3 separate regions of the Homo sapiens genome follow, and regions 2 and 3 are each linked to region 1. Evidence: chromatin contacts called from ENCODE Hi-C or POLR2A ChIA-PET data. All regions are on one chromosome and are shown on one strand. Each heading gives the region's core, a stretch centred on a gene start or an enhancer-like site at or near the end of the contact. The rest is flanking DNA. Distances are from core to core; before and after follow the strand shown. Region 1 holds the start of URI1 (URI1 prefoldin like chaperone). Region 2 holds the start of PLEKHF1 (pleckstrin homology and FYVE domain containing 1). Region 3 has its middle 16 kb from the start of POP4.

The links. A loop is a pair of places that touch in the nucleus more often than their neighbours do. ChIA-PET counts read pairs that join two places held with the same protein, here RNA polymerase II (POLR2A). Pooled maps may share reads with other maps.
Region 2: a loop to region 1 is called in a map of ascending aorta, with 9 times the contacts of the local background. The contact joins the promoter of PLEKHF1 here to the promoter of URI1 in region 1. A Hi-C loop is called at or near these places in 5 of 168 maps with a recorded cell type or tissue (B cell, CD8-positive, alpha-beta T cell, ascending aorta and 2 more), 12 of 37 single-sample maps with no recorded cell type and 22 of 50 pooled maps. POLR2A ChIA-PET finds 5 or more read pairs at or near these places in 10 of 52 experiments (CD4-positive, alpha-beta T cell, CD4-positive, alpha-beta memory T cell, HepG2 and 6 more).
Region 3: a loop to region 1 is called in a pooled map, with 2.2 times the contacts of the local background. The contact joins the enhancer-like site here to the promoter of URI1 in region 1. A Hi-C loop is called at or near these places in 1 of 37 single-sample maps with no recorded cell type and 6 of 50 pooled maps. POLR2A ChIA-PET finds 5 or more read pairs at or near these places in 3 of 52 experiments (HEK293, HEK293T and activated T-cell).

The regions. Positions count from the first base shown.
Region 1 is chr19:29,940,965-29,943,664 of GRCh38, reverse strand. It overlaps URI1 (URI1 prefoldin like chaperone), which reads right to left and starts at 1,426. Exons shown (of 11, transcript NM_003796.3): 1 at 1,001-1,426. The coding sequence starts at 1,117. RefSeq lists a silencer at 901-1,570 and an enhancer at 1,591-1,680.
Region 2 is chr19:29,664,205-29,666,904 of GRCh38, reverse strand. It overlaps PLEKHF1 (pleckstrin homology and FYVE domain containing 1), which reads right to left and starts at 1,444. Exons shown (of 2, transcript NM_024310.5): 1 at 1,400-1,444. LOC105372353 (a long non-coding RNA gene) reads left to right here and starts at 1,650. Exons shown (of 7, transcript XR_935896.3): 1 at 1,650-1,698; 2 at 2,698-2,700. RefSeq lists enhancers at 337-386, 1,007-1,126, 578-1,131, 1,132-1,685 and a silencer at 1,207-1,876.
Region 3 is chr19:29,621,007-29,623,706 of GRCh38, reverse strand. No RefSeq gene overlaps it. Among named protein-coding and RNA genes, the nearest start is that of POP4, 16 kb to the right of the region's middle. RefSeq lists an enhancer at 1,456-1,515 and a silencer at 2,607-2,656. Within about 2 kb of position 1,391, at least 4 of the 41 ENCODE cell types and tissues checked have a DNase peak (open chromatin) inside an H3K27ac peak, as active enhancers do.

The DNA of each region.
Region 1 (2,700 bases), core at 177-2,676:
CAAAACCCCCATCTAGTAGAACTGAGTATATTTTTGTATCTATGTAAACAGTCGTTCTTATACAGGAATGTTCAATTAAAAAGTTAAGAACTTTTAAACTGCTTATAGTGTTGAAGCAACTTCCTAACCCTTTATAATCCATGCTCTTCCAAACATGACATAAAATATTTTAAGCAAATTAAATACTGCTTTTCAAAGTAACAATTTCAAGACACTTGAGGGGACAGAATCAATCTGAAAGACCACAGAATCCACAGAAAAATCAGATTTAACAATAAAACTATTTCTTAAATTGGGAATACTTCTTTATATAAAGTCCCACTAGGAAACACAAAACTTTGTACCCTTTTCACCAGTAGTTTAAAACTCATTTATTATACGATGAAATTAAAATTTGTAAAAATGAGCCGGGTGCGGTGACTCAGGCCTATAATCCCAACACTTTGGGAGGCGAGGTGGGGAAGGGTAGGAGGGGGAGGATCGCTTGAGGCCAGAAGTTCGAGATTAGCCTGGGCAACATAGTGAGACTCTCTTTTTTTTTTAATGTTTAAATGGCATTATATTGTGACAAATATTAAATAACCAAATATTGCACAGGAAGCATTATCATGACAAACGCGGTAAAACTTTTCCGTGCAATCAAAGAGCAACAAACAGTACACATTTTAAGCAATGTTTAGGTCATTACAAGCTACAAATATTAAGGCGAACGCTTCCGTTGACAGCGTGCTGCCCCCGCCCCCAAATTCCCACGCGCTGCCGCACGCCTTCAGCTCAGAAGCCCCCTTTCCTGGGCAGGCGAACGGGCTGCACACCCCTCACTCCGCTGCGAAGTCAAAGGGCTGCAGACAAAGACAACAGAAGCACGTGACAAAAGTTTATCCCCGTTCCCTCCGGGGGCCCGGGCAGCTGGGCCTAGGCCACGCGGGGCGGCGGCCCAGAGCACAGGCAGGGGCAGCCCGGCGGGCGGAGGCGGAAGCGGCGCGGGGCTGCTAGTTACCTTTTCCTGCTCCTCGCGCAGCCGCGCCACATCCGGGGCGCGCAACGGAACCAGGGCAGGGGCCGGGGCCGAAGGGGGCGAGGGGTCGGGGGGCGTCTCCACGGTGGGCGCCTCCATGACGGGCCCGCGGGCCTCAGCGCGGCGTGTGAGTCCTGAACCAGCGCCTGCGCAGGCGGCGCGGCCGGCAGTTGCCCAGCGCCCGCGCGCCCGCCCTCAGGCACCGCGCGCCCCGCGCCCAGGAGGCCGCGCCCGCCGCCGCCGCTGCTGTTCGCGTCCGCGCCGCCCGCTGCCGCATCTCACACGTGCATGTCCCCGCCGCCGCCGCCCCGCAGCGGGCTCCGAGTAGCAGGCCGCCTGCCAGGTACCGAGACGCCTCTCCGGTGCGGGCCCAGCCAGGCGTCGCGTGGCGGCCGCGCCTCCCCACACGCCCCGCCTCTCGCGGCACGCCGGAAGCAAGCGCGCAGGCCCCGCCCCCGACACGCCCAGCTCGCGCAGGCCCCGCCCCCAGGGGAGTGCGCTTGATGCGAACCGCGTGGCTGGGGCTGGCGGTGTCCGCGCTGGGCTGCGTTTGTATCCCTCTGGAAGCTTACATTTTATGCCGATATTTCTTTCTTTTTTTTTTTTTGAGATTACGTATATGAAAGCACTAAATATAGGCTTTGGAACCTTAAAAAAAAAAAGCTTACATTCTATAGAAGCTCCACGCCCAGGAAACGCTCGGCAACAAGAGCCGCGTGTCGCCTTGAGTGCCCCATCTCCCTCCCCGTCGTTTGGCGCTGCATCTGTATCTAGGAGCTTAATTCATGTACTAGAGCTGTTTCATAAGCACATTTAATTTTAGCAAATTCAACTCTTTCTGTGCCTTTTTAGTGAGTTGAAATATACAATTATATTTTGCATGTTCATTAATTACTGTACACATTGTATTTTCTCTTATATAAATTAAGCTACTGTACTAATTTTAATATGCTGCTATGAATGGACTAAGAAATTTTCCAAGGATAACTTTGCCCCCACTTTTCTTTTTTTTTTTTTTTTTTTTAAGAGACTGAGTCTTGGTCTGTCGCCCGGGCTGGAGTGCAGTAGTGCCATCATTTCTCACTGCAGCCTCAAACTCCTAGACTCAAGCGATCTTCCCACCTCAGCCTCAGGAGTAGCTGGGACCACTGGCCCGCACCAACACATCCTGTTAATTTTTCTATTTTTTGTAGAGGCGGGGTCTCCCTATGTTGCCCAGGCTGGTCTTGACATTAAGCGAGCCTCCTGTCTTAGCTAACCTCCTGTCTTGGATTCCCTGAAGTGCTAGGATTACAGGTGTGAGCTACCACACCTGGCCGTTCCAATTATTTTAGAACTCCTGTGCCCACTTCCTCCTACAGCCCTTTGTACAGCCTCCTATTAACCTAACTGCGTGAAAGTGGCCTTGCCTTATCTGCTGCAGTCGCTAGCAGTAAAGATGGGTCGTGTTCGTTCCACATCATACAGACAAGTCTAGGCAGAGAGATGCCTGCAGAGTCACAGCCTGGTGTGCCTGCTTGCTCTGCTTCTCTTCCCTCACTCCTGCCCAGCTCCCAAGTCCAGATCCACCCTTTTTTTCCTTTTTATGGCTTCAAAGGAAGAAAGCAAGGACAACTTGGGAAAAGATAAATGTTCATTCCTGTCTTTTCCTCACTGCATATCCAACCATCATCACCTCTGGA
Region 2 (2,700 bases), core at 195-2,694, 280 kb after region 1:
CCTGGAAGGCCCTCCTCCGGGAAGAGACCGGTAATGAAAAACAAAGCAAAACAAAACTGGAAGTGCCGCCGACTGAGCACTTAGAGCTCACCAGGCACAAAGTTAAGCATATTACGTTCATTATTTCACTTAATCCTCACAAAAGCCCCCTTGGGGAAGGTACTTCCACCACATCAAAGTCACTGCCCAAGGTCCCTGCTGAGTGATCAGGAAGCTCGGCTCCAAAATAACCATGAGCTGTGGAAAGCTGCACTCAACCAGAGACCAAATCAGAACTCCAGAAGTCAGAGTCCAGCGGGTGTTGCCTGCGCTCCAAATGCCTGATGCCCACCCCATCCCGAGCAGGTCCGTCAGCTTGGCTGGGCTGTCCCACCCTCCAGGCCACACTGGCCAATCCCCCTTCCTTCCTCGGGGTGGGCTGGGTTGGGCAGGTCCCCTAGTTCACCCAGGGCTGCCTGGCCTGTGTTTTGGCAGCCCGGAGGGCTGACGTGTGCAGGGACGCAGGCCGAAGTCAGAGAGTCATCTCAGCTCACAACAGACTCCAGTGGGAACGACGCTGTGCAGAGGGACGATCCCAGCGCATTAGGGGACTACCTCCCCACCTCCTTGGCCTCTGACCCTCTCTGGCCAGGAGATACCAGAGGTGTTCAAATTCCAAAGGAGTGCTCCCCTTGGGCTGCAGAGATCAAGTTTCAGCGTGGCTCGGAACCTCTCTGCTTTCCCACCTGCAAAGAGGCTGACCACACCTCTGCCCTACACGGCCCGCCAGGTGTTGGGGAAACGAGAAAGGAGGGAGATTCCAGGCCGCCTCTCTCTGCGGGCCTGCTCAATAGTTTCCTCTCTGAGATGGGAGCAGTGCCCGACCCTGTTTCCCTTGGCAGCTCCCACCAAGAATCACAAACTCAACTGCTCCAGAGGAACTGGGACCCCAGCGCCCCCCGCCGCGCCCCTGCCCAGGGGGACAGTGGTCCCATCCAGGCCTCCAGACTGCAGACTGGGGCTGAGAAGAGAGGTCCCGGCGGCCACACGAGGCCAGGATCCCGGAAACACCACCAGCGACCGGGTGCGCTGAGACCCCTGCAGTCCCGGGTGGCCCGCGACCCCCTTACCTCCACCAGCTTACATCTGCGCGTTTCCCCGGGGATTCCGCCTCGGACGCTCTGACCCCTGACCGCTCTCCCCAGGCTCCCTGCAGGTTCACCCCGCAAGCCGCCCAGGAGCGCCCTTCCCAGGCCTCTTCTTGGGCTGGAGTCAGCGGCACTGCGCCCCGCCGGCCCAGGAGCCGCCAAGACCGCGCGGCGGGAGAGAGCTCGCTTGTCCGGGGGTGGTGATGGGAGACTCGCCTCATGCGCCTGCCCCGCGACCCGCAGCCCGGCCGGGGGACGGTGGGGGGACTCACCTTCTGCGCCGGCCCCGCGCCCAGCCCTCGAGTCCACACCGCAGTAGCCCGGGTCCCCGCCCGCTCCGCCCGGGTCCCGGCCAGCTCCGCCGGACACGCCCCCGCGGTGGCTCGGCCAATCGGAGCCCGGGAAGCGGGAGGGGCGGGGCTTGGGCGCGGCGCTCGGAGGGCGCCCGAGCTTGTGCGCGCTGCAGGTCCGGGGCTGGGCGGGACTGTCGCCCGTGTTTGACCCCCTGGCCCCGCCCGGCTTCCCTTTCCGCTCGCCGCTGCCCCACGCGGAGCGCGACTGCCGTCACCCGGTGGGACTGCGACCCTGGCCTTGGGCAGGGGTGGGGTGGGGGCGCCCGCGACTGCGAGACCTGCGGGACTTGGCGGGGAAAGGGGCAGTGGGAGGCTTGTGCCTTCTGGTGCCTCCGGCGGGCCTCACAGCACAGTCACCCTCAGCGGTCAATAATCGTAATATGAAAATGCAGCAGCACTTTATAACCTTTTTTTTTTTTTGAGACGGTGTCTCCCTCTGTCGCCCAGGCTGGAGTGCAATGGCGCGGTCACGGCTCACTGCAGCCTGCACAGAAATCATCCTGACCCCAGGAGAATTAGCCCACCAGGACCGGCTAGTTTTTGTATTTTTGTACAGACGGAGGTCTCACTATGTTGCCCAGGCTGGTCTCGAACCCCTTAGCTCAAGCCATCCTCTCGCCTTGACCTCCTAAAGTGCTGGGATTTCAGTAGTGAGCCACCGCACCTGGCCTATTTTAAGCTTTTTATAGTGGAAAATTTCAAACTGAAGGAAAGAGAATAGTCCAGGGGACCCTGGTGCCCGTCACCCAGGTCCAACACTAGCAGCAAGTTATGTCACCCCTGACTCAACCGCACCTGAGCCTCCTGTGCGGCTCAGAAGGAAATTCCCAGGCCTCAGTGCCCGGAGGCCTTCCTGGCCCTCCCTGGCCTCCTCCCCACAGGTCCTCTCAAATGGGCTTCTTCCTGTTCCTTAAAGCCTCAGGCCTTTGCTTCTACCTCCATCAGACCTCAAACTGTCACCTCCTCAGGGAGGCTGCCCTGGCCACCCAAAGCGGTTCCCTGTCTCCACCCCATCTCCCTCCACAGTCACCCGTGTTTGTAATTTTGCAAAGCATCTCCCAACCCAGAGTCCTCTCCTGAGGCCGCTCGTGGGATTCAGGGCTGCCTACCAGGCTGTGGCTTCTGTGGAATGCTCATAAACAAGTCATGCTGGTGGCTTGCCTCCCACCCAGGCTGTGAGCCCCACGGGCTAGACAGTAATTTCTTCTCGTGTTCAGACA
Region 3 (2,700 bases), core at 142-2,641, 320 kb after region 1:
ACTTGGTCCCTGGAGTTCTGGGGTAGCGGAAGAGCCCGTATTTTGAAAGGAGGGAGCTGTTAAAATTGTGAGTTTGGTGACATACTGCATTTCTTAGGAATGTGGGTTTCCTTGCTTTAAATCTGTGATTTTTCAAGCAAGAGCCACTTAGGGTAACCTGGGCATTACCATTTTTATTTTTTTTGAGACAGAGTCTCGATCTGTCCCCCATGCTGGAGTGCAATGGTGCTATCTCAGCTCACTGCAACCTCCGCCTCCTGGGTTCAAGCAATCCTCCTGCCTCAGCCTCTTGAGTAGCTGGGATTACAGGTGCCTGCCACCACGCCCAGCTTGTTTTTGTATTTTTAGTAGAGACCGGGTTTCACCATGTTGGCCAGGCTAGCCTTGAACTCCTAACCTCAAGTGATCCACCCGCCTCGGCCTCCCAAAGTGCTGAGATTACAGACATGAGCCATCATGCCTGGCCTGGCATTACCATTAAGAAATGAGACTGCTGGAGAGATGCTCAAATGATTTCAGATATTTATTAAGCACCCACATAATAGTCCAAATGGTTCTTCTACAAACATTTTAAATTGAAGTATAACATATGCCCTGAGAAAACACACATCCTCTGTTTGCAATCTCCCCTGCCTTAGCCAGCAAGCGCTCTGTCTCCAGCTCCCAGGCCACGGAGCCCCATCTTCCATGGGGCTAGGTAGCCCCCTAAAGATGACTTAACACAGCCTGTTCTGCACACAGAGCAGCCAGCTTGCATTTAGGGCAGTGATGGGATGCTGGTACATGTGTAACAAGCCCTGGTTTGTAGCATAGTGTAAATTGCTGTGTAAATGTTCCCACCATGAGGGTTGCAGGGTGCCGGCATGAATGTGCCGTCTGCAGGAGGTGCACACATCAGCTCTCATGAGCCAGCACAAGCCCCTGTGGCACAGCACCTGTTTGGGGCCTGTGTTTTTTTATACAAAGCATTATAATCGCACACTTTTTTGGGAGAGCAGGGCAACTGAGGATGCTTTCCGTCTCACATTCGCTGCAAGGCGAGCCTCCACTGGCAGCACTCTACAGGCAGGACAGAGCCACTGGCAGCACTCTCTACAGCGTCCTTTCTCTTTCCTCCCCTCCCTCCCTCTCTTTTGGTAGAGGATACAGTTTAATTTGTGTAGATTAAATGTGCCTGCAATAAACACCACACTCCCTTTCTTCACGTTCTCTGTGGTTGGAACCGAAGGTCTCGGGGAACTTGGGCCTTGAACTTGGGTTTCCTGACTCGGGTTTCCTGCTGGGCTCAGCCTCTCCAGGCCAGGCTATGCAGCGCCAGCCATAGCTGCTCCCGCCAGACCCTGGGGCTTCATGGGGGAAACTGAAAGGGGCAGAGAAGCGCGGGCCACACTTGCTGCACGTCACAGCTGTTGATGGAGCATAACCTCCTCGGTCTGCATAGCTGGGGTGCCAGGGCCCAGTGGCACAGGGCTGCCTTCTCACCCGCGGCTCCTGCTACCAGGGGTGCCCACCGACAAGGAAGGGGGGGTGGCACGTTGGACTCAGGATGTGCAGCTGCCCTGCCCTGGGCAAGCCACACGGGCTCATCTGGCCCAGACAGGGGTCACTGACCAGCACCACTTGCAGTTGCTGTGTGCCAACCCTTATTCAACATTATTAGAGGCACATCCTGGGCTCATTTTTTCTTTTTGGGTCAGAAAACAAATATTTACTGAGCACTTATTATATGCAAGGCAGTGTTCTCCCCTGCAGGGGGCTTACAATGGTTATGGCGGCGAACACCATGGGCAGTGTCCCAGCGTCCGAGCAGCTCACATTCCAGTGGAAGAAAATGATATGAAACAGGCAGATATGGTTGCACTGGGGACTGAGAAGTGGTACACAAAACATAAGACTGCTGGATGCAGTGGCTCGCGCTTGTAATTCTAGCGCTTCGGGAGGCTGAGGCAGGAGGATTGCTTAAGGCCAGGAGTTTGAGACCAGCCTGGGCAACACAGCAAGACCCCCAGCTCTTCAAAAAAACAAGCAAACAAAAATTAGCCAGGCATGGTGGCATGTACCTCTGGTCCCATCTACTTGAGGGGTTGAGGTGCGAGGATCGCTTAAGTCAGGGAGGTTGAGGCTGAAGTGAGCTATGATCACACCACTGCACTCCAGCCTGGGTGACAGAGCGAGACCCTGTCTCAAAAAAAAAGGAAAAGGAAATATCAGACAGAGTAATGTGACAGAGTGACTGGTTGGGGTGGGGGCTGCAGAGCTAGGATGATGGGGCCTTCCCTGTGTGCAGAGCTGAACGCAGGGAGGCTGCCTGCAGATTGAGGGGTCAGGAGAAAGCTCGAGAGGAAGGAATGGCAGGCACAGATGTGCACGGGGACAATCGCATGCTTGGGGGTGTAGAGAGGCACAGGGTGCAGCGGGAAGGTGGACCACGATGGCAGGGGTGGGCTGGGGTCTGATCTGGAAGGGCCTTGATGATGCCGATCAGGGGCTGGCTCTCATTCTGCGTGCAGCAGGAAGTCGCTTGTGGGTTTTCAGCGGGAGAGGCACCCCGAGTCATGTTTCACAAAGGTCACCCGGGCTACAGTGAGGCCAGGCGTGGATGCAGGGAGGCCAGCGGGGGGCTGTGGCTGTGGCTGGGTGCTGGCAGGTGGGTGGAAGGGGGCTGGAGCAGCAGGTGGTGGGAGGGTTGCAAGGAGGGCC